Regions from separate parts of the Homo sapiens genome. Here region 2 is linked to region 1. The links are chromatin loops, found by intact Hi-C in ENCODE. Cell type or tissue: adrenal gland. All regions are shown on one strand. Links, peaks and the distances in the headings refer to the core of each region. The heading gives the core; the rest is flanking DNA.

Region 1 (12,259 bases), core at 1,657-9,656:
GTCAGTCAAAATTAACCACCCTCCCCTTCCACTTCAGTGGCTGGTTGAAAACCTGAATGTAATTCTGTTTGGCTCTATGAGAGCTCTCCTTGGCACTTTCCTACTGAAATCAATATGGGGAACATGTCCTCTTGCCTTAGGGGTTCTGTTACTAGATATATATAAATTCGGAGCTACCTGAAATATCCAAATTGATTAGAGTAGGAGAGAATGAGGTTAAGATCCTGAGTTCAGATGAAATGAAGAGATAAAAAATATTTCCCAGTGGGCTGAAGTCTTAGATCCAGCCATATTTAAGCTGTTTCATGAACAGATAAATTCCTTTTCCCTTAAGCTAATGAAAGATGGGTATTTTTCACTTGCAACCTATATTAGTCCATTTTCATACTGCTGTAAAGAACTGTTCAAGACTGAGTAATTTATAAAGGAAAGAGGATTAATTGATTCACAGTTCATTGTGGCTGGGAAACTTATAATCATAGTTGAAGGTAAAGGGGAAGCAAGGCACCTTCTTCACGAGGTGGCAGGAAGGAGAATGAACACAGGATAAACAACCAAATGCTTATAAAACCACCAGATCTCATGAGAACTCACTATAATGAGAACAGCAATGTGGAAAACTGCTTCCGTGATTCACTTACCTCCACCTGGTCTCTCCCTTGGCACATGGGGATTTTGGGGATTATGGGGATTATGATTCAAGATGAGATTTAGGTGGGGACACAAAGCCTAACCATATCATTCTGCCCCTGGCCCCTTCCAAATCTCATGTTTCTTTCACATTTTAAAACCAATCATGCCTTCCTAACAGTTTCCTAAAGTCTTAATTCATTCCAGCGTTAACCCAAAAGTCCAAGTCTATCTGAGACAAGGCAAGTCTCTTCTACCTAAGAGCCTGTAAAATCAAAAGCCAGTTAGTTACTTACAAGATATAATTGAGCGGGGGTGGGTACAGGCATTGGGTAAATGCTCCTGTTTCAGATTGGAGAAATTAGCCTTAACAAAGGGGCTACAGGTCCCATGAAAGTCTAAAATCTGGCTGGGTAGTCATTAAATCTTAAAGTTCCAAAATGATGTCCTTTGACTCCATGTCTCACATCCAGGTCATGCTGATACAAGAGGTGGGCTCCCATGGCCTTGGGCAGCTCAGCCCCTGTGGCTCTGAAGGGTACAGTTCCACTCCCAGCTGCTTTCACGGCCAGGCTGTTGTTGATTTTCTGTGGCTTTTCCAGGTACATGGTGCAAGCTGTCAATGGATCTGTCATTCTGGGATCTGGAGGACAGTGGCCCTCTTCTTCTCACAGATCTACTAGGCAGTGCCCCTGTGGGGACTTTCTGTGGGGGCTCTGACCCCACATTTTCCTTCTGCACCACCCTAGCAGAGTTTCTCCATGAGGGCTCCATCCCTGCATCACACTTCTGCCTGGACATCAGGCATTTCCTTACATCCTCTGAAATCTCAGCAGATGTTCCCAAACCTCAATTCTTGAATCCTTTGCACCCACAGGCCCAACACCACTTGTAAGCCACCAAGGCTTAGGGCTTGCCTGCTCTGAAGCAATGGCCTGAGCAGTAAGTTGGCCCCCTTTAGCCATGGCTGGGTTGCAGGACACCAAATCTCGAGACCGCACAAAGCAGCAAGGCCTTGGGCCTGGCCCATGAAACTATTTTTTCTTCCTGGGCCTCCAGGCTTGTGATTGGAAGGGCTGCCGTGAAGACCTCTGACATGCCTTAGAGACATTTTCTCCATTGTCTTGGTGATTAACATTTGGCTCCTTGTTACTTATGCAAATTTCTGCAGCTGCTTGAATTTCTCCCTAGAAAATGGGTTTTTCTTTTCTGTCACATTGTCAGGATGCAGATTTTCCAAGCTTTTATGCTCTCCTTTCCTTTTAAACATAAGTTCCAATTTCAGATCATCTCTCTCAAGTTCAACGTTGAACTCTCTCAAGTTCAAGTTCTCTCTCTGCTCAAGATCTCTAGGGCAGAGGCAAACTGCCACCAGTCTCTTTACTAAAGCATAGCAAGAGTGACCTTTGATTCAGTTCCCAATGAGTTCCTCACCTCCATCTGAGACCACCTCAGCCTGGACTTCATTGTCCATCTCACTATCAGCATTTTGGTCAAAACCATTCAACAAGTCTCTAGGAAGCTCCAAACTTTCCCACATCTTCCTGTCTTCTTCTGAGCCCTCCAAACTGTTCCAGCCTCTGCCTGTTATCCAGTTCCAAAGTTGTTTTCACATTTTCACATTTTTGGGTATGTTTTTAACAGTGCCCCACTCCCAGTACCAATTTACTGTATTACTCCATTTCCATACTGCTATAAAAAACTGCCCAAGTCTGGGTAATTTATAAAAGAAAGAGGTTTAATTAACTGACAGTTCAGCATGGCAGGGGAAGTCTCAGGAAACTTACATTCCTGGCGGAAGGTGAGGGGGAAACAAGGCACCTTCTTCATAAGGTGACAGGAAGGAGAATGAATGCAGGAGGAAATACCAAACTCTTATATAACCATTGACTCTTGTGAGAACTCACTTATTATCACAAGAACAGCATGTGGAAAACCACCCCCATGATCCAATTACCTCCACCTGGTCTCTCCCTTGACAAGTGGGGATTATAGGGATTGTAATTCAAGATGAGATTTGGGTGGGGACATAAAGCCTAACCATAGTACAACCTAAAGAATTTTCCCTGTTACAGATATTCTCACCTCAGTTTATAGGTGAAAAACTGAGACTCTGTAAGGTTAAGGAACCAATCTATGTATATATAGTGTGGGAGACTTGATTAAAACCTGTTCTCATTTCAGCTAAACATTCCACCTGCCAAGTAACATGCTACTTAAGAATAAATATATTTGTTTGTTTGGGTTGTTTTTTGTTTGCTTTTTTTGTTTTGCCTTATTTATGGGTGACCTTGTTTTTGTTTCCAAAGAGAGTTTGCTGTCTGACTGTGTAACTTTCCTGCTTGCACCCTAGCAGATGGATATCTGTGTAGCTGTTTTGTGACACTCTTTACCTGCCCTGCTCCCTCAAGGCCAGATTCTGTTTTTTTCAGGTCTTCAGCACAGAATAGATTATCTGTAGAACCACACTTACCCCACCAGACCTGAGCATTTTAAATCTGAAAATTGTTGAGAAGGATCCAAGCTGAGCATCTCAGCTTATACCATTGCAGAATCTTTCGAAAGACTCTGTAGTTGTCTAGTCAGGGTAGAAGAAAGGATTCTTCTTCTTTGTTTAAACATGTGTTGGCTGGCCTTCATGTCCCTAGACAGTGTCCTGCCATTCTGGAAGACCAAATGGCAGATAATTGGGCTTAGGATTTAGGGGAAAAACTACTTCCATGCTTTGTGAACAATAAGAAAAGAAAAGGAACAAGTAAAGTGATTTTTCAAAGGTTAAATACAGTAACACCTCCTGAATTTAGCTTTGCTGGAGACAGCTGCTTCATAAGTGAATTCCGAAGAAACACTTTAAGTACCAAAACCGGTTTATAAAAACCTATTTTGACAATTATAAGATTGAAATCCTTCTAAGATCTGTTGCATACTTCCCTGCTTTGCTCTCTGAATCAGAACTCTCCTAATGTCATCTATTTGCTTGGAAACTTAGGGTCCTCATTATTGACTATTTTTTGATGACCATACAATGGAGTACTCAATGCTTTCTTATAATTCAATCCTGCTTTTATATAATATTGGTTTTCTATTATATATTTTTATATGATAATTTTCTCTATCAACTGCTTTATCTTATGGCTGTTGTTCTTTACTACTGCTTTAAATATTGTCTTATTTTATATGCAATATGCATGAGGCCTGATTCCAGCCTGTCTTCTAGAGTAGAGAGTGAAGAATATGAAGCAGCTTCTTTTCTCTAACCACATCTGTTGTTTTTGGGGTATCTTTATAACAGTGTTGTTTTAAACTACTATGTTTGTGGTAATTTCATTTACATCTGTTGTCTCTAGGTGGGCCTGGACACAGAACATCACTGTGTTTCAGGGAGAGAGAGGAAGCAGAATTTGGCTAAATAAATACCTGCTTAATAATAATAACTATCATTTTGCTGAGCACTTGTGAGGTTTCTGGCACTGTGCCTTATCTCTTTTAAACTTCCCAACAAGGCTTAGAGGAAGATTTGCCAGGCATTGTGCTAAATGTTTAATTCATATTATCTCATTTAATGCTCAGACATCCCTATGAGCCTCAGGAGAAGAAGGTAACTTGGACTTAAAACGAAGGCAGATTATAACCTCATCTCACTGGATCCTGGGAGAGATTTGGCATCACAGTGGAATTACAAATTATATCATAAAAGGTTCCATTTAACAAGGTTGCCTGGAGTCACAGAGCAAATGGCAGAACCAAGATTCAATTCTGATTGTTCCAGGGAGCATGTTTTTAAGCACCATTCAGTTGGCCTTAATTTTCTTATTTGCATTTTCTACCTTGTTTCTCTGCTTAGTACAGCAGGCTTCCTCTAGGGCTTGGCCTACCTAACTCCTTTTAGCTCGTCTTTCCTAGGATGGGACTCCTCTCCCTGCTGTAGTCTACTTGCCTTAGACATATCTCCTTGTGTCCCCCAATAATTTTTTTTGACTTCCAAATTGGACTCCATATATGCACCTGCTGTATCCTTTGTACACTGTGCTGAGAATAGTCCAGTTGTCCAGGATATTTAAGTTTACATTTATATATGCCAGTCTGTCTTTTTTCAAGCATATCAGTATTACATTTATTTAAAAACAGGCTATGTCATCTATCTGGCCTATAGAAAATGCACCTATGGATCTATAGATCCTTTGCCATACCTTGAAGTCCCCTGGGGACTGAGTCCACAGGTTGAGATCACTGTCCAGGAGCAGTGTAACTTAATGTCAGAGAGCCAGGCTCAGCAGCAGTCAAATAGATTTGTATTCAAACTGTGATTCTCCAGCTCTCTAGGTTCTGTGATATTGGCTATGAATCTCAACTACTACCCAGCATGAGTACCTTTTCCTAAGGATTATTTTAACGTTTCAGTGAGATCAGGCATTTAAACTGCTTAACACATAATATCAAGACAGCAATCTATTCGTATATGGAGGCCATGGTTTGGAGGTTAAAGACAGTTAAAACAACTATACACTAACTTTGACCATGCTACACTGGATCCCTGGCTTATTTGGTAATACAATCTCAATTTACAAGTTCTATTACATAATACAATTGAAATAAGGACTTGCACTATCTAGATAGTGAAGAGACTTGAAACCAAGCTATATACTCATGACCTGTACATCACAGAGTCATTCCATGTGGTATCATTCTCCTCTCCTGTCTCTGTCAGGCGCTATGGTGCAGAATCCAGGCCTGGATTTGAAGTTCTTACTCACCTCCCACAGATGTGGGAAATCTCACTGTAGCCCCAGGAAGGTCCCTCTCTCCCTCGTGGTACTCCTCCTGTGTTCCACTCTTTCCTGCAGACTTTCTCTTCCCTGCATAACTTCTCTTCCCCACAGGCTTCATTTCTCACTGGAAAGTCCTGGAGACTCTGCCACAGAAACCCTGGTGATCTACCATCCTAATTGACAACCATGCAAACAAAGGAAAGATGGCTCAAGGAGACAGAGTATTCATCTGTAATCTTTTAGAGGATGGCCAGAATAATAGCTACTGTAACTAAACCTACCATATCCCACTTAATCTTTCCATTACTCCAGTGGAGCAAGTTCTGCTATTACCTCCCTTATATAGATGAGACACTGAGACTCAGAGACACCAGGTAACTGGCCCAGGGTTACCTAGCTAGTAAGTAAAGGAGCAGAGATTTGAACCCAGATCTATTCAACTCTGAACTCTAGGCAATTACACCTCTTTCCATAAATGTATCCTGAAAGTATTAGATCCAAATAGTAGACCTACTTGAATGGTTAGATTTGATAGACATTGTTCGGGAAATATGCTTTTTATGAAAGTTCTTTTTCTTGTAGGTGACATTACAAATTAATTATAGGTCCAATCTTAGTTTTCACATGATGGAAAGTAATCATGGTTGGGGAGGTATTTCCCACAGGGTCCAGTCAATTTCATTTTGTTCGGATTACAAACCCTCTGATCTGCAAGTTAGTTCCAGCATTTAAAAGGATAAAGACTGTTGTAATACCTGTGCAAATCCATTAGCACTGCTGGAGAACTGTCTCTGTGTCCTGTAGTTGATGGTCACTAGTGTCATGGGTATATGTTTAGCATTCATTCCTACCTCATGGATTATGGTGGATCTGAAGTAGCCTGAAGACAGTAGTAGGTTTCATTCACTATAGCTTGTTCCCCTGGCTGAGTGTCAAAATATTAAAATGCTGTCTCTCGCCACTTCCTGCCCAGTCCTGCCGCTATTGAAGGTAGCAGACAATTAAACATGAACGTCTCTTGTTTTCTTTTGCTCTTATTTTCTTCAGAGGGCAAACAAAGCATATAAAGTTCCCCATCCACTTAAAGTATTAGAGCACAGACTCTTTGATTAGAACTTCTATTCCATCTTAAGCTCTGAGAGTGGCCACTAGCTCCCCCTAGATTTATCAAGTGAGCTGCCATTGGTAAGCACCTTGTCCACCTCCTCCCTGGTACCTCCTCTGAATATTCTGCTAATTTGTCTCCAGTGTCCTAAGCTTCCTTCAGTCTCCTTTATTTGTTTCCTTTTGCTGCTGTGACAAATTACCACAAACATAGTAGTTTAAAACAACATGTTTATTTTCCTACAGTTCTGGAAGTCAAAAGTCTGAAATGAATTTTGCATGGCCGAAATTAAGGTGTCGGAAAGGCTGGTTCACTTCTGGAGGCTCTAGGGGATAATCCCTTCCCTTCTCTTTTCTAGTTTCTAGAGGCTGTGCTCCTTCCGTAGCTCATCATCTTTCTTTCCGCTTCTGTCATCACATGGCCTTCTTCTCTGTCTGACTTTCCTACATCCCTCTTTTAAGGACCCTTGTGATTTCATTTGATCTACCTGGATAATCTCTCCATCTCAAGGTTCTTCACTTAATCATATCTGCAAAGTCCCTTTTACCATGTAAGGGAACATTCACAGCTTCTGAGAATTAGGACTTGGATTCTTTAGGGACCATTGTTTGGTCTACCACAGGGGTCCCCACTGCTGGGCCACAGACTGGTACCAGTCTGTGGCCTGTTAGGAACCAGGCTGCATGGCAAAAAGTAAGTGGCAGGCAAGTGAGCATTACTGCCTGAGTTCTGCCTCCTGTCAGATCAGTGGTAGTATTAGATTCTCACAGGAACATGAACCCTATTGTGAACTGTGCATGTGAGGGATCTGGGTTGCAAGCTCCAGCTAATGCCTGATGATCTGAGGTGGAACAGATTCATCCTGAAACCATCCCCACTCCCCCCTGCACAATTCCCCCAACCATGTCCGTGAAAAAATTGTCTCCCACGAAACTGGTCCCTGGTACCAAAAAGGTTGGGGACCGCTGGTCTACCACACTTCTCTTTTATGGAGGATTGCCCAAAGAAAAAGAAAGGTTCTGTGATGTCATAGAATTAACATGAAACCTGTGGCACAGAGATTTGGCTCCAATCTTTTTTTCCCTCTTTTATTTGTATAAATTTATGGGGGTACCAGTGGCATTTGGTTACATACATAGTTTCCACAGGGGTGAATCTAGGGCTTTGGCTCCAGTCTAGAATCTGACATTATACTCACTGTCAGACTGGGAACCAAGTACTCCACATCCTTGAGAGAAGGCTTAATCCACAAATATCCCTCCCAGCTATAAAATTTGTATAACACAAAACATTTATTTATATTAAAATATAAATGACTTGAAGCAATTTTACCACATATTAGGCTTTTCTCCAAAGGATTGACTTTATTCTGAAAATAAATAATTCATCAAATTTGATGTGATAAGTGTTTTCTTTTGACAAAAAACGTACCCTGAACTACTGGAACCACACCACATAGGCAGCCAGGTTCTTCCTCCAGTATTAAGACCAGTCCAATTTGGGGCCAGTCACATACATAAATATGTAGGCCAAGGTTTCTCAGCGTGATTATATATATAATACAGATTATAGCAAGATTATAGCATTATAAAAAATCACCAATTGCTAGAACTGAAAAGCGTTACTCCCACTTCCTCTTTCCACCTCCTTTTTCATTTTGCACATAAGAAAACAAAAACTTGGAGGAGAAAAATTGCTTGACCAAGTCCTAGCAACTACATTGAGGAAAAGTTAAGACTATTATTAGAGTCTTTTTTATTTTTCTTGAAAAGACAGGATCTCACTCTGTTGCCCAGGGTGGAATGCATTGCTTATTCACAGGTGCAATCATAGCATACTATAGCCTGAAACTCTTGAGATCACGGGATCCTCCCTCCTCAGCCTCCCAGGTAGCTGGGACTACAGGCACATGCCACCATACCTGACTTAGAGTCTTTTCACTTCATATTTAGAGTTCATTGGCAATTGTGCTATTTATGATTTTGTTCTTGGAAAAATTTTTGGACCAGATTGCTTTTCTTCAGATATAGTAGCCCTACTTTTCAAAAAGTTTTAGTCAAAAAGACTGTCTATATAATGACCATAGGTATTACGTTTGAATTGATTTATATTTTTGACATTAGAGAGGTCCTCACACAAAAAGGTGTCTTTTAAATAATATATATAAAGAAAAGTTTTTATTTATAAAATATTAAATACATTATTCAAGTAAGTCTTTTGTACTTTTGTATGAACTCCATAGGATATGAGATGCTCAATGTATTTCTTCACAAATTACAATCTATCATGTTATAATATCTTATTCCTAATTTAAACATCTCTATAAATCTCAATCTTATAGATCAGAAATGAGTGAAATTAATTACAAGCAGTGGATGAAAACAGTAGAAAGGAATGAGACCTGAGTGTAATTTTAATGTAGATTTTATTTTGAGCCATATTAATGTTTTACGTATTCCAATAGGAGAAATAAATTTAAAAGGGTGAAGGAAAACCCCCAAGATTAAATGACCCAAAATATACAGCAAATTTATAAAATAACTACAAAGAAGAAAAAAATAGTAGTCCAGGTAGATTTTATAGATGGAGCTCTAGCTTTCTTCCCTTAGTGGAATATATTTTAAAAGTAAAATGAATCCCAAAGAAATATTAATTTGTTAAGTTTCTTGTTGGAATAGTATTGCTGGGTATGGGTGTAGTATTGCTGGATTTTGAGTATTATAGGATTAATCAAGGAACTAAGTATATTGTTCATGGAAACCAGTGTTCTCACTGCAGAGAATGCAGAAACAAACTACGAATGAAAAGAAGAGAGGAAGTATCCTCTTCTTGGGTGTATCAGTATGAATATATGTATCCATGTGGGTATGTGTGTGTTTATGAGTGTGTGTATGTATGTGCTCTGCCCATCTTAAGGGCCAAGAGGCAATGAGTCCCCAGTGACAAGGAGATCCCTGGAGCCCAGACTTTGATTTCTAAATGAAAGGAACTAAGGCTTCTTGGAGAAATTATGGATTCCGGGTCAGAGGAGAAGTATAAGCCAAGCCTAAACTATTTTATTAGGCCAGAAAATAAGACGTATTCAAAACCCGATATGGAGATGTCCATTTTGGCCAAAATTAGAAGGTTTGAACAGGAAAAGAATAGTGAAATAGTGGATTATAAAACATTTAGTTAAGAAGAATATAAGTCCATAGTTACATTACATTTTATATATAATTATTAATATATCAATATTGTAGATCTCTTTTCAAAATATTTATATAATATCCTTATTTTATATACAGACCTATGGATATACTTACATTAAGTGCTTTAATAACTTTATATTTTTCACTATTATTATAACTTTTATTTCTTATGGTTGGATATTAAAGCTCTGTCCATAAATTCTAAACTGAATATTATTTGGTACATGTTTACATTTTTTGGATATAATTTGCTTGGTAGTTTTTGTTTATACCCAGCTGTGGTCCACTTTTAAATCTTTGTGAGTAGTCATAGAATTTTAGAATTAGGAAAAATTTTAGAGAATATTTGGCTCAATAGTCATCCATCCCATAAATATGATTCAAACTTTTACATTTTAGGCACTGTCCTGCACAGGATTATATTGGTCCTGGTGCAGTAGGTGTAATCACATCTCTAGGTGGCGCCATTTACATAGTGGTTTATGCCAGTGGCACCATCTATGGTTTTCTTTTTTTTTTTTTTCTTTTTTTAAAATTATTATTATTATACTTAAGTTCTGGGATACATGTGCAGAACGTGCAGGTTTGTTACATAGGTATACATGTGCCATGGTGGTTTGCTGCACCCATCAACCTGTCGTCTGCAATTAGGTATTTCTCCTAATGCTGTCCCTCCCCTTACCCCCACCCCCTAACAGGTCCCAATGTGTGACGTTCAGCTCCTTGTGCCCAAATGGTCTCATTGTTCAACCCCCACTTATGAGTGAGAACATGTGGTGTTTGGTTTTCTGTTTCTGTGTTAGTTTGCTGAGAATGATGGTTTCCAGCTTCATCTATGTCCCTGAAGAAAACATGAACTCATCCTTTTTATGGCTGCGTAGTTTTCCGTGGTGTATATGTGCCACATTTTCTTTAACCAGTCTATCATTGATGGGCATTTGGGTTGGTTCCAAGTCTTTGCTATTGTGAGTAGTGCTGCAATAAAGATACGTGTGCATGTGTCTTTATAGTAGAATGATTTATAATCCTTTGTGGATATACCCAGTAATGGGATTGCTGGGTCAAATGGTATTTCGAGTTCTAGACCTTGAGGAATTGCCACACTGTCTTCCACAGTGGTTGAACTAATTTACACTCCCACCAACAGTGAAAAAGCATTCTTATTTCTCCACGTCCTTTCCAGCATCTGTTGTTTCCTGACTTTTTAATAATTGCCATTGTAACTGGCATGAGATGATATCTCATTGTGATTTTGATTTGCATTTCTCTAATGAACAGTGATGATGAGCTTTTTTTCATGTGTCTGTTGGCCACATAAATGTCTTCTTTTGAAAAGTGTCTGTTCATATCCTTCATCCACATTTTGATGGAGTTGTTTGTTTTTTTTTTCTTGTGAATTTGTTGAAGTTCTTTGTAGATTCTGGATATTAGCCCTTTGTCAGATGGATAGATTGCAAAAATTTTCTCCCATTCTATAGATTGCCTGTTCACTCTAATGATAGTTTCTTTTGCTGTGCAGAAGCTCTTTAGTTTAATTAGATCCCTTTTGTCAATTTTGGCTTTTGTTGCCATTGCTTTTGGTGTTTTAGTCATGAAGGCCTTGCCCATTCCTATGTCCTGAATGGTATTCCCTAGGTTTTCTTCTACGATTTTTATGGTTTTAGGTATTATGTTTAAATCTTTAATCCACTGTGAGTTAATTTTTGTATAAGGTGTAAGGGAGGGGTCCAGTTTCAGTTTTCTGCATATGGCCATCCAGTTTTCCCAACACCACTTATTAAATAGGGAATCCTTTCCCCATTGCTTGTTTTTGTCAAGTTTGTCAAAGATCAGATGGTTGTAGATGTGTGTTGTTATTTCTGAGGCCTCTGTTCTGTTCCATTGCTCTATATATCTGTTTTGGTACCAGTACCAAGCTGCTTTGGTTACTGTAGCCTTGTAGTGTAGTTTGAAGTCAGGTAGCGTGATGCCTCCAGCTTTGTTCTTTTTGCTTATGATTGTCTTGGCTATATGGGCTCTTTTTTGGTTTCATAGGAAATTTAAAGTAGTTTTTTCTAATTCTGTGAAGAAAGTCAATGGTAGCTTGATGGGAATAGCATTGAATCTATAGATTACTTTGGGCAGTATGGCCATTTTCACGATATTGATTCTTTCTATCCATGAGCATGGAATATTTTTCCATTTGTTTGTGTCCTCTCTTATTTCCTTGAACAGTGGTTTGTGGTTCTCCTTGAAGAGATCCTCTACATCCTTTGTTAATTGTATTCCTAGGTATTTTACTTTCTTTGTAGCAATTGTGAATGGGAGTACACTCATGATTTGGTTCTCTGTCTGTTATTCGTATATAGGAATGCTTGTGATTTTTGCAAATTGTATCCTGAGACGGCTGAAGTTGCTTATCGGCTTAAGAAGTTTTTGGGCTGAGATGATGGGGTTTTCTAAATATACAATCATGTCATCTGCAAACAGAGATAATTTGACTTCTTGTCTTCCTATTTGAATACTCTTTATTTCTTTCTCTTGCCTGATTACCCTGGCCAGAACTTCCAATACTATGTTGAGTA
Region 2 (12,259 bases), core at 2,079-10,078, 690 kb after region 1:
GCATGAATAGGTCATGATCTTGCAGTTTGAGTTTCTGGATAAGAAATGATTAGGGATAGAGGCCATGGCTCACCCAAAACATTCCAGTGCTAAAGGTCAGCCAGCGTGTCTGCAAACAAGGTTTAGAAGAGATTTGCCCCTAACATTTCTGGGACCCCAGACAAGAGTACAGATGGAATCCCACTGTGAAATAAAAACGTTCTGTCCTCCTACCCTGACAAAATGAGGTCGTAAACTAGAGAAGGGCAGATTCATGTGTAGAATTTGTAGACTCCTCAGAGTTTTGTGCGAGCATAAGGTGGCACGAGGAGAGCTACTCTGTGACCCTTGGTTCATCTGTAGCACCAGGGACCTCATGGGTCTGAGCATGGACACCACAGACCATGTGTCCGGCTCCATCCACACTCCCTTCAGATAGCCACCCCTCAGACTTAGAGGCCACACTTTAGTGCCTGGACCATCCTCAAAGGATGGACCCCGCCTTGATACAGGATGGGGGTTGTTTATGTAGAGAATTCCAGGAACCCTGAACCCAGAGTATGGTCTAGAAGTGGGCAGTGTGAGCTGGAGTGAGGGAGAATACTCTCAGCCCTGCAGACCCTTTGCTGTGATGAGGATATGCGGCTGCCAGAAGCTAGATTGGGTGTTTCTCAGGTGCAAGACCCCTTTTGCCCAGGACTGTGCCTAAGACTTCAATCATTGTCACTTTAAATGTTCAGTGGATCTGGGTGAAGAGTAGACTGCACAATCATACTGTCTACCAGAAACCTACCTCGCTGTCTTCTATACCACTTCCTCAGACCCTGAGCTTTTCTGCAATAACCGCAATACTTCATTACTTGAAATTCAGCATCACGGGTCCTTAACAGATTTTTGTTGGCTGAGTCTTCTTCTGTCTCTGACACTGATATCACCTGAAGGGAAGACATTTCAAGGAATGCTATGTCCCCCACCGTCACATCTCTCCCAGCAGGATATTGTTGCAGAAGGTCATATCTCTATCCTGTTTCCTGTGGTCACTTGGGCTGATAAACAGGACCCTGGACTTCTGTCCCCAGGTTAGAAACTCACCCGCTCTAATTAGCATAAGTTGCCCATTTTTTATTACTATTGCTCCTTTCTTTGTTTTTTCTATTGTACTTTTCCAAAAAGATAAGTTATTGGAATCCATACTGAAGGTTTTAAAATTTAGAATAATAAAGTAAATCACTTTTTTTGGTAAGTTACACCATGCAATATATCATTCAAGCTTAGAATCTCCATTGATGGCAAGTGCATTTACAGGTCATAAAAACACTCAACAGAGACACTTCTAGGAAGGAGTTGTTTGTTTTCTGTCTGAAAATACTTTCTTCTGCACAAGAAACAATATCACTTCGATTTTGACAACTTATTCCACTGGTGTTTAATACCTCACCTCTTTAGTATATACCTCAGTTTCCCCATCAGAACAATGAGGTAATGAACTAGAGCAACTGTTCTCAGGGTTTTTTGATCTCAGGACCCCTTTACACTCTTCAGAATCATCGAGAAACGTAAAAAGCTTTTGTTTATGTGGGCTGCATCTATCTTAACATGGATGCATGTTTTCTAAAATTCTAATTTCTGCTTGAAAGCTCAAATTTTATCATTACCAGCAAATACTTTCAGATGTTTTTCAGTTAGCAGGCTTACTTCTTTTATTCTCAAAAAAATGTATGCCTGCTTCCCAAGTCTGAATAACTCTAGTTTTTCAATTATTTGGTCAAGTAAGAATACTATACTCTGAAAAAAGTAGGTAGTTCAGTTAGCAACTCAAATAACCACAGAAGTGCTTTTCAGAGAGGCTACCGTTGTACTTCAGTATGCAGCAGATACAGAATAGCAAATGCCATGTACTCAATGGTCAATATTTAATAAAATTAACAATTTGCGCCATTTTATGAAGAATATTCTTAAGTAAACTGGCTTTTTTTCGCCTGTGAATGTGTGGCCGTTAAGAGTATGATCAATGGCTACTGGTACAGTTTAGTGCCACTGCCTTGACACGTGCTAAAGTGCCAGCAGTTTTACCCATCATTGCTTTCCTGCCATTGATGCCAATGTCAACCCAACTAAAATGGTAAATAATATGTGGTATTATTATGAAAACAGTTTTGATCTCAGAGACTCCCTGAAAGAGTCTTAAGGATTCCCAGGGGTCCACAGACAACACTTTGGGAATCACTGGACTAGATCACTATTTGAGTCCCTTTCAATTCTAATGTAAGATTTGGATATTTGTTTACTATTATATCATTCATGATTCTAATGATGTTGTGGGTTTTACTTTTCTCTCCTGTACATTCTTTTCCTTCAAGACAAATTTACCAGAAGCTGCCTTGCTTTACTTCCTTTGAATTAGCTGTTTTTTCATTTCTCCTTGCACCTAGTTCTCCTCTCTGGAAAAAATGCTCTGCATCATAATTTCCATATAATCTCTGCAATGATGAGTTCATTCACTGGTTCATTCACCAGTAGTATGAATTATACACTTCAATTAATACAAGCTTACTACATGTCTAACCCTGTTGCAGTCAGCGGGTCACCAGGACAGGACGTAGAGCTCTTCTTCTCAGGAGGGATCTTCGTCTCCTGGCAGAAACATACATGTAAATAGAGAATTGCTATAGAGTTTGAAGATTGTGTGCCAGTGTGGCCTAGAAAGAAATAAATCTCATTAAAAGGTGTTCCGTAATGGCAGCTGGAGGGTGAGAGGCTGTATACTAGATTTTACCACATGCCAGAATCTTAACTGATAACCAGCTAGCCTTTTCCTGCCCAGTATCTGTACAGTACAAACGAAACAATATCTAAAGAGGTTTTTCAGCTCAGCACTTTAGGAAAATGAAAAAGGGAGTCCCTAAGAAGAGCTGAACTCACAGTTGATTACAGTAGTTCTCAACCCTGCCAACATGTTAGAATTACATGTTGTGCTCTCTGTAAATATCACCACATTGAAATGCTCTGATTTAATTGGTCCAGGGAAAAGCCCAGGCATCAGTCTTTTTAAAAACATCTCATGATATTTGTAAGTGTAGTCAGGGTTGAGAGCCAGTGCTCTATAATGAAACTTACAGAAAATTGTATTTAAGGAAATGCTAGCAGATGCTACAAATAAACCAAAAATTTCAGTAACAAAGCAGAAGGTGCTCTGGAGTGGCTAGGAGCCACCTCCTAAGTGCTGATTCAGGAATGCAGGATCCTTGCATCTTGTGGCTCCACCATGTTTAATAAGTAGTTTCCAAGTTTAACTAGGAAAGAGGAACAATAATGAGAACGGCACATGGGAGGTGTTTATGGGCCAGGCATGAGTGACACCCATCTCTTCTGCCCATATTCCATTGGCCAAAACTCAGTCACTTGGCCATACCTAACGAGAAAGAAGGTTGGGAAATTTGGTTTAGCTGTGTGTCTAGGAGGAAAAGGAAATAGGTTTGGTGAATGTCTAAACAGTTTCTGCCGCAGAGATGCTTACATTCAGATAATTTAGAGAATATAATTGTCTTCTCCAAGTTCACTGCAAGGAATAAACAAAAAAAAGATAGTGTAGGGATCTATAGACTTTAAGACATGTAAACCAATAATAATGGATGTATCTTATTTAGATCCTGGTTTAAACAAAATAAGATTTTTAAAAATGTGACATTTATGACACATTTAGAAGATTGAATGCTAACTTGATGTTTCATAGATATGTATTAAAATATTTACAGATAAAATAATATGATATCTGGGATATGCTTTAGAAATACTTTGGGAACAAAGGAGGATGGATGAAATAAATTGGCCACAAGGTGATAGCTGTTGAATTGTGGGTATACTATACTAGTCTGTCTACTTTTATAGATGATTGGAATTTTCCTTACTATGTCTTTCTAAAAAATCAGATAATTGTGAGTTCCAGTTATAGTGTTCAGCCCCCTTTTCCTGTGGAATTGCTGCCAGGCCTACCTTTGACCCAAGGGAATAGTCCTTCTGCCAGTCTGTCTGGATCTTTTCTGCAAAGAAACATAATATCTCCGGGGAAATCCCTTAATGTTTCAAAGCCTTTTAACTAAGTCTTGGACTTTACTTGTATTTGCCCAACATACAGTCACTAAGTCACTGATTTCTCCTGTGGGTGTTTTTGATTCCACACTGTCTGCAAAATACCAGCTGTGGCCAGGGGTTGCTGCAGCCCTCTGCCTCTCCTGTGAGCACCCACGGGCAAGCATTCCTCAAGGAAGGACATTTACCAAAAGCTCCCTTTGGTAAAAAGAATAATTTCCTGCTTGAAAATAGAAACAAAAACTGAACACACCAGCATTTTCTTTGCGCTGTACGTAAACGCACCTCAAGAGGCAGAGCTTGAAGGAAATTCTGTGCATTACCTATAGGATAATGTTGGAGGGAAGAGTATAAGGCTTTATGTGTGCGGTGATAAAATCTAAGAACTGGTTTTCCTTATTCATGTTTCTCTTTCCCTTCTTACCAAAAATCACTCAATAGTCAATACGTTCTTCAGCCCCAGATTCCCTCAGTTCTCCGGATTCCCGGGATGCTCCTTTAACAACGTTTTTAGGGGGCTCTTTCCCCAAAAAAGTCTTCCTCTGCCTGGGCATATTCACCTCTACCTATCTCCCATCTCCTCCTCTGTATGTACAGTCAGACTCAAAACTAGAAGTCACGCTTAGTGCTTCACATCCATTTATTCTGTGAAACTGGATTCTCATGGAACCCCAGCTTTCTTCTCTATCCCAACATCTTTCCTTTCTTCTACATCTTCACAGCCACATCTTTCTGATCCCAGCCTTTGCTTGTTTCTATTGCAAGAACCTCCCACTCAGTCATCTGCCACCTATCACCTATTGTTGCTCTTTCTTTAATTCTCTGAGGTTTATTATTTTAAATAATGAATTTGCTTTATTGCCTTTTAGTTCCCCACATACCCCACACTCTAAACATGATTCCTTCTGGATGCCTTCAACATACGCATGTCTTCTCTACTTTTATCCAAAGGGATAGATATACTTCACCATCTCTGTTTTTCTAATTTAGCAACTCCCAGGTTCTGGAGCCCCTTGACATGTGGCAACTAGACAAAAACCAGGGTAGATTGGGTCTGTAGGTTGCAGATAACAAGCCAGTGTCATAACTTAGAAAATACATAACTAAATTATACAGGCTATATAATAGATTTTCCTTGTTATTATTCCGCTAGCTTTGAGTGAAGATTTAAGTACAATTTTCACTTACCTCCATTGTACTACGAGGTATTACAATAAAAGTGTGTGTGCTTACTCAGAGCAGTGTTAAGAGAGGAAACAGTGCCACCTAGAGATAGTGGCAGAAATAATTAACTTAAGATCCTTAGAAGAATGCAAATCTTAGGGGGTAGGTTTTCTATGAGTCCCTGTGCTCATTGCTAATTCTGGAGGATCTCTGATTATTTTTAAATGAATGACTGTCTGCAGTCATTACCTCCTTTACAAACTTCTCACACTGAATTATCATGAAGAGAGCACCCTTTGAAGGCAGAGGGAGGTGACAAACAAATTCCAAGAAAGAAAGAAAAATACCGGTGGCCTAGAATGGTGAAATTCAGTTCCAGTGCTACCTCTGTGACTAACGGGTTATGTGGTATCACCTGACCCTTTGAAATTGTTTCCTCTAAAAAGATGGTCTCTGCACTCCTTACAAACATATACACACAAAAATAGAATACCTTCCTAATTTTTTTGCCATCTTTCTCTCTCTGGGGAATATGCATAAGACCATACATTAATATCATAACCCAGAGAAACAGAGATTAACCAACGCTTACATCTGAAGAAATTCAGTGTGGTGTTATTAAAGCAACTTCTAAGCATTCACATGAAAAGACTATCTTAATTCTATCATATTTTCCTTCGTGCTGCTTAACACAACAATTGAAAGCACTCATTCTGAAACCAGTCTGCTAGAGTTCAAGCCTCTTAACTTTTCCACTTACTAGTGCATGATCTTAGAAGAGTAGTTAGCTTCCTAATATCACAGTTTCCTTATTTGTAAAATAGGAGAGTAAAAGAACTTATGTGATGTGGTTGCTGCAAGGACTAAATAGGTAATAGAACAGTGACTGGCACATAGTGAGCACTACATGACTGTTAGCTGTAATTCTTATCATGACAATTATTAAGTAGAAAATTCCATGGGGTATAAGACTTTACAATACACCTCTTTCACTTTTGCATGGCTTTCATGCCTGAATGGAATCACACATTTTTTAGAGATAAAAATCTTCGAGAATCTAACCCACATATTCAACCAGGAGGGCTTTGCAGAAGATAATGCATATTATCTTCTGCAGACAAATTTTTTACATGGTGGTCCCAGAATTTTTTCTTTCCCTATATACATAAATACAAACTTTCCCCCTGCCCAGTACACCTCTATTCCTGTTTCCCTGATTCAATAAGGGCTGAAATGAGAACCCAGAAGCCAGCCTTGATTATTCCCTTTTCCTCATCCTCCCCATCCAGTTATTCAATAACTGCAGTCATTTCAACTTCCAGAGTATATTTGGACCCTGTCCTCCTCTCTCCATCTCCACAGCCTGATCTAAACCACCACCATCAATCACTTTCCAGTGATTGATCCACTCCACAACACCCTCTGCCGGGCCCTCAACTTCTCTTGTTCTTCTACAATTCATTCAACATAGTAGTCATAGACCCTCAAGAAATGTAAATCAGATCATCAGCTGCTTTATATTTGTCATCTTCTATAATTCTCACAACGGTATAAAGAGTCTGGTATTTGGCCAATATTAATTTTTTGCCCTGCCCTGTTCTGATTCTATTTCTGATGAGGCCTCATTTTCTCCACGTTCAGATCTTGAAGTCACATATCCTTCTCCAACTCCTTTCTTTGCTCCAGAATTTACCGGCTTGTGTGGGCTGGGGGAGTGAGGTGAAGTGAGTGTTGGATCAGCTAAAGTTGGTTCGCTAGAAAAAGTTTGCTACTCTTTGAAGGACTACTTGACAGATATCAGAGAATAATTAATAGCAGCAGGAGATCCAGGTAGAGGATGGCTGTGTTTCCTTCCCTTAACAATTCTGAACCAGAGTTCCTAGCAGGGTACCTGGCAAAGCATTTTTTTTAATAAAAATGAGCTAGATTCATGCATGAACTAATGAATGATTGAACAAATGATTGAACGAACCTACCTGCTGGCTGTCCTACTTAGAGGTAGAGACAGAAAAATAGACTGCTTATAGCTTATGAGTCTATGGATCCTTGTTAGTTTTAGCCACACATACACACACACACACAAATGTGTTGGAGATATTGAATGTCTCCAGGTACAGACAAAGTCATGTAGCAGGTTTACATCTTCCAGGAGTGTCACCAGTGACAAATGTCTTCCCCAAATTCCCTAGACCCCAGAGAACTGAGTTATCGCAGTAGTTCACCATAGCTACGTGAACTACCCCTGCATGTAAGTCTCAAAATAAGAAGCAGCCTATTTAAAAACTAACAAAACTATAACTCAGTTCTTTGGAGAACTGGATTCATCTGAGAAGAGAATTACAATATAATAATTTATTTCATACAGAGTAATTAATAGTCTCAAAGTATTATACACGTGGCAAAATGCCCATCTCAAAGGGAGAAGAGCATATGGTAACACTAAACACATTCATAACAAAGAAGCAAAGAATAGTTAAACAGAAGGCTTTGGTTCCTAAAGCTTGTATATTTGGACTGTCCCCTATGGTAGTGTAATTATAAATTAGAACAGGTTTTGTAAGGTGGGCCCATATTTGAGCAAGGTCAACCACGGCCAATGACTATTGTTAGCCATAAGCTCTCCCTTCTTCCGTCTGTTCCTTCCTTCCTTCCGTCTGTTCCTTCCTTCCTTCCTTTCTTCGTTCCTCTAACCCTCCCTTCTATCCTGCCCTTGCCCAGAATGTGACCAATAAACTCAGTATTCCCTGAATTAATATTCACTCATATAAAGAAACATTTTAAAATGATACAAATAGCAAATAAATGTATTTTAAATATATTACCTTCACAGTTGTGAAAGAAATGCAAATTTAAAATAATAGGCATCACTTTATATCTATTAAAGTTGTAAATAAATTAAATAGTAACATCAAATTCTGGCAACATCACAGGTGAAACTGGACTCACTCACTGGAATATGTTTGACAAACTATCTCAAGAGCTATAAAAGTACACATGCCCTTTGACCCAATAATCTCACTCCTGGGAATGTCTCCTGATAAAATAATGCAGAAATAGGAAAAAACATCACCTACATAAAAAAAGAATTTTAAATATTTAGCTCTGAGAAATGGTTAAAAGGAGTGGATACATCAGTTAGATGGACTTTGGCATAGCTGTTAAAACTTGGAAAGTATTTTTACACGGAAAAGATTACAAAATAGTAAAGTGTCAAAGAAAAACCTAATCATTTAATGGTCACTTATGTTCAGGCATTATAACTCCAGGACACTTAACCATAACTAGATAGCTTGGGGTCACTACATTAAAAGAATAATCTGTTAGAAGCAGGGGAAAAAAACTCTTTCTCAACAGCCTTAGCAATAAATATATCTACAGTTAACTATGTCTACAGTTCTCAGATATAAAAGAGAATTCGATTCAAGACTACTAGGGCATTTGGGAAGCCAGGGTTCTTCTGAGTGATACTAGGATCTACTTTGGTTTTCATTCTGTGAAAGGGCACTGCAAAGAAGTGACCAAAATGAGGTAGAGAGAAAACATTAGCATGAAAAAACAATTTAAATAAAATAAGTTTCAAAGGCAGCCACACACACCTCCCAAAATAGCAGACTATAAAAGAAGATGCATTAATTAACCCTTTTTTCTCCTTTTGGAGAGAGAAAAGTACCACCAGAAACAGAATGGAACAACTCAAGAGAAAGGAAGGAGGAGGGGCTAAAGTGGGGTGGGAGACAGGGAGACGGAAAGCCAGGGTAGAGCACGGCCCCCCTCACAACTTTCTCAAGTATCTTCTCCCACTCCCAAGCAACATGGGATGGGCTGCTTGAAAAATCAGATCTTTTCTGTGCTCCAAATGTGCTTTTTTAAATAATAAATTTTGCAAATAAACTTCATAAAATTCACCAAAGTGTTCATCAAGTTTAACCATGAAAGCTGTCAAGAGGCCTTTTTATGCGGCTTATTTCATTTCAACAATTAAAAATACACATTTTGGGTTCTCCTTTTTCTGTTTCACTGAATGCATTCCTTCCCTTTAAGTTTTCAGTGAAAGAAATAAATCACGAATCAGCATGGACAATTATCTCTGGAGGTGTAGGGAAAACAACATACTGCTTCCTTCCCCTCAATGGTTTTTATGCTGTAAATATTTGGCAGTGCTCCTGCCAATTAAATCAAGGAGAGGTTGCAGATTAAAAGGTGATTCCTCACTTCAGTGTTTGGTTCCTTCAACCAATTAGTCATTCTTTTTTCTTAGTTATGCTGCCAGGATTATACACCTTCTAGTCAGTGAACAGTCACTGAAAAGGGGAATGAATCCATTTAAAAATAATTCTGCTTGTGACTTTTAGTCCTCCTAGAACTAAGGGAGAGAAAGAGATCAAGGAGACTGAGATCACTAGTGAGGATTCATGCTTATAACTGAACCTACTGTGAAGGACACAGCAGTCCACAAAAAACAATGGAAATGTCGTAGATGCTCATGTTTGGGTAAAAACAGTAACATCCACTGCATAAAATAATTTGTTATTGTTAAGTATTACTCTTCTGTGCAGGTGTCATATTTCAGAAGACTTGATTTCACCATCATATATCTAAATTGTGCTTAATAACAAATTGTAGAATCTACATTTGTCGTTTACAATGAAAAATAAATTGTCAAGAGATGCGCTAACTGGTAGAAATCCTTAATATTTTCTTGATAATTACGTTCTGCTAATCCTCAGATTGCTTTCGGTGAGTGCATTAATGCATGCTCACTCCTTGAGTTCTGATTTGCCAACAGGCATCATCAGCAACTCCCAAGGGCTTATGAAAAATGGATTCTCAGCCCAGATCTTCTGAATCAGAATCTTTGGAGGTGGGGTCCAGGAATCTCAGTATTGACAGGCCCTCCAGGTTGAAAAGCACCAGCAAACAAAGCATCATTCACAAACAAAACCCCACTCTCACAAAAGTGGAATTCTATCCAGTTGTGCAAAACATCTCAATCTCTGCAAATGCAGCCTAAGCTTCTTCCTTAGGGTGTATGTATCCACAGCTTTGAAAGTCATCTTAGCTCTGCACCTGAGGCTAGGGAAGAGCCACATTTTGCCTAGATTTTGGAGGCACACTCCTAAGCCCCAGAATGATACAGGAGTTCCTAGAGACTTTAACTCTCCATCACTTATTCCCTTACCATTTTTAGAGAAAACGGAAGCTCCAGGCATCAGCCTGTTCAGCACAAGTGATCATCCAGAATTGGGTTCTCAAAGGTGAGATGTGGAAGAGCAGGAGAAGGAAAGTTGTCTGAGCTCTGGCACCAGAGCCCAAGGCCTGGGGGCCAGTAGTTGCTTCACCACTTCTCAGCCAGAGGGCCTCAAGCCGAGCCCAGCTTCTCTGAACCTCTATGTCTTCACTCATAAAATAAGCAAGGTTAGCTTCATGCCCTCAAATGTCTTTTTCAGATCTCAAATTCCGTAACTGAGCCTTGAGTAAGTGACTTTCTGGGTCTCAGGTTCTTCCCACATGAGACAAGAAGGGTAATTGATATGCTACGATGGTGAGTGTGGTTATCAAGCCAAGTAGATCTGGGTTCAACTCATTTCTACATCATCTATGAGGTCTGAAAATTTGAGAAAAATTATTTCATTTCTCTGAGAATCATTAATTCATCTATAATACAAATCAAAATAAAATACCTCTTAAGTAGGGCTGCTGGACAGATTAAATGAAGTCATATCTATCATCTTTCTAGACTGGGTCTAGTGGGTAAAAAATAAATGTTAGGCCCAACCCATCACAAGAGATGTACACAAAGCATTACATAAACATGATGTGAAGTCCTCTCAACAGGAAAATGAGCCGGATGGCCTCTGAGGCTTCACCCATCCTCTAATTCTATGATCAGGACACCTCAGCAGCTTTTTGACTTGATGCTTTAATTGCAACCTGTGTTAGTGCTTGCTTTTACATCTGCACACATTGTAATTAAATAGATTGCAATTAACAGCGGGCAAAATTACCTTCACACTGTTTAAAAGAAGAAAACAAAACTGAGAAACTGATTGATCTCTGTAAGCTACCAATTTGGTTATTTCCAGGTGACATTCCTTAAAATAATATTGTTAAATTTTGATGTAGTGAGGAAATAACTGAAAATCCCCAGGATGAGTGAGGGGACAGTCTTTCAAGGAAAATATATGGAAATGGTGAAGAATCTTCCTGCTCTGTTAGGAAGAAGATAGTTCAGGTGTGTCCTGAGGAGTCCCAGATCTGCACAGGGTTCTGATAGACATTTAATAAATATTTGTTGATGTTGCTTAGTTCTTTTTTTTTTTAATTATACTTTAACTTTTAGGGTACATGTGCACAACGTGCAGGTTTGTTACATATGTATACATGTGCCATGTTGGTGTGCTGCACCCATTAACTCGTCATTTAACATTAGGTATATCTCCTAATGCTATCCCTTCCCCCAACCCTTACCGCACAACAGGCCCCGGTGTGTGATGTTCCCCTTCCTGCGTCCATATGTTCTCATTGTTCAATTCCCACCTATGAGTGAGAACATGCAGTGTTTGGTTTTTTGTCCTTGCAATAGTTTGCTGAGAATGATGGTTTCCAGCTTCATCCATGTCCCTACAAAGGACATGAACTCATCCTTTTTTATGGCTGCTTAGTATTCCATGGTGTATATGTGCCACATTTGCTTAATCCAGTCTATCATTGTTGGACATTTGGCTTGGTTCCAAGTCTTTGCTATTGTGAATAGTGCCGCAATAAATATACATGTGCATGTGTCTTTATAGCAGCATGATTTATAATCCTTTGGGTATATACCCAGTAATGGGATGGCTGGGTCAAATGGTATTTCTAGTTCTAGAGCCTTGAGGAATAGCCACACTGACTTCCACAGTGGTTGAACCACTGTGCAAAAGTATTCCTATTTCTCCACATCCTCTCCAGCACCTGTTGTTTCCTGACTTTTTAATGATCACCATTCTAACTGGTGTGAGATGGTATCTCATTGTGGTTTTGATTTGCA

Evidence for each region. A loop is a pair of places that touch in the nucleus more often than their neighbours do. Peaks named below come from ENCODE experiments on the same cell type or tissue, not always from the same donor. Only the 100,000 strongest peaks of a DNase experiment are listed, where the experiment ranks them.
Region 2: a loop joins it to region 1, with 5 times the contacts of the local background. A loop is called at or near these places in 4 of 110 quality-filtered maps.

The regions. Positions count from the first base shown.
Region 1 is chr5:114,091,211-114,103,469 of GRCh38, forward strand. It overlaps a transcript of KCNN2 not described here. Among named protein-coding and RNA genes, the nearest start is that of KCNN2, 260 kb to the right of the region's middle. In adrenal gland, for the core only: no CTCF peak of the experiment used is centred there; no DNase peak of the experiment used is centred there.
Region 2 is chr5:114,784,633-114,796,891 of GRCh38, forward strand. No RefSeq gene overlaps it. Among named protein-coding and RNA genes, the nearest start is that of LINC01957, 210 kb to the left of the region's middle. In adrenal gland, for the core only: a CTCF peak has its summit at 5,325 (motif pointing left); no DNase peak of the experiment used is centred there.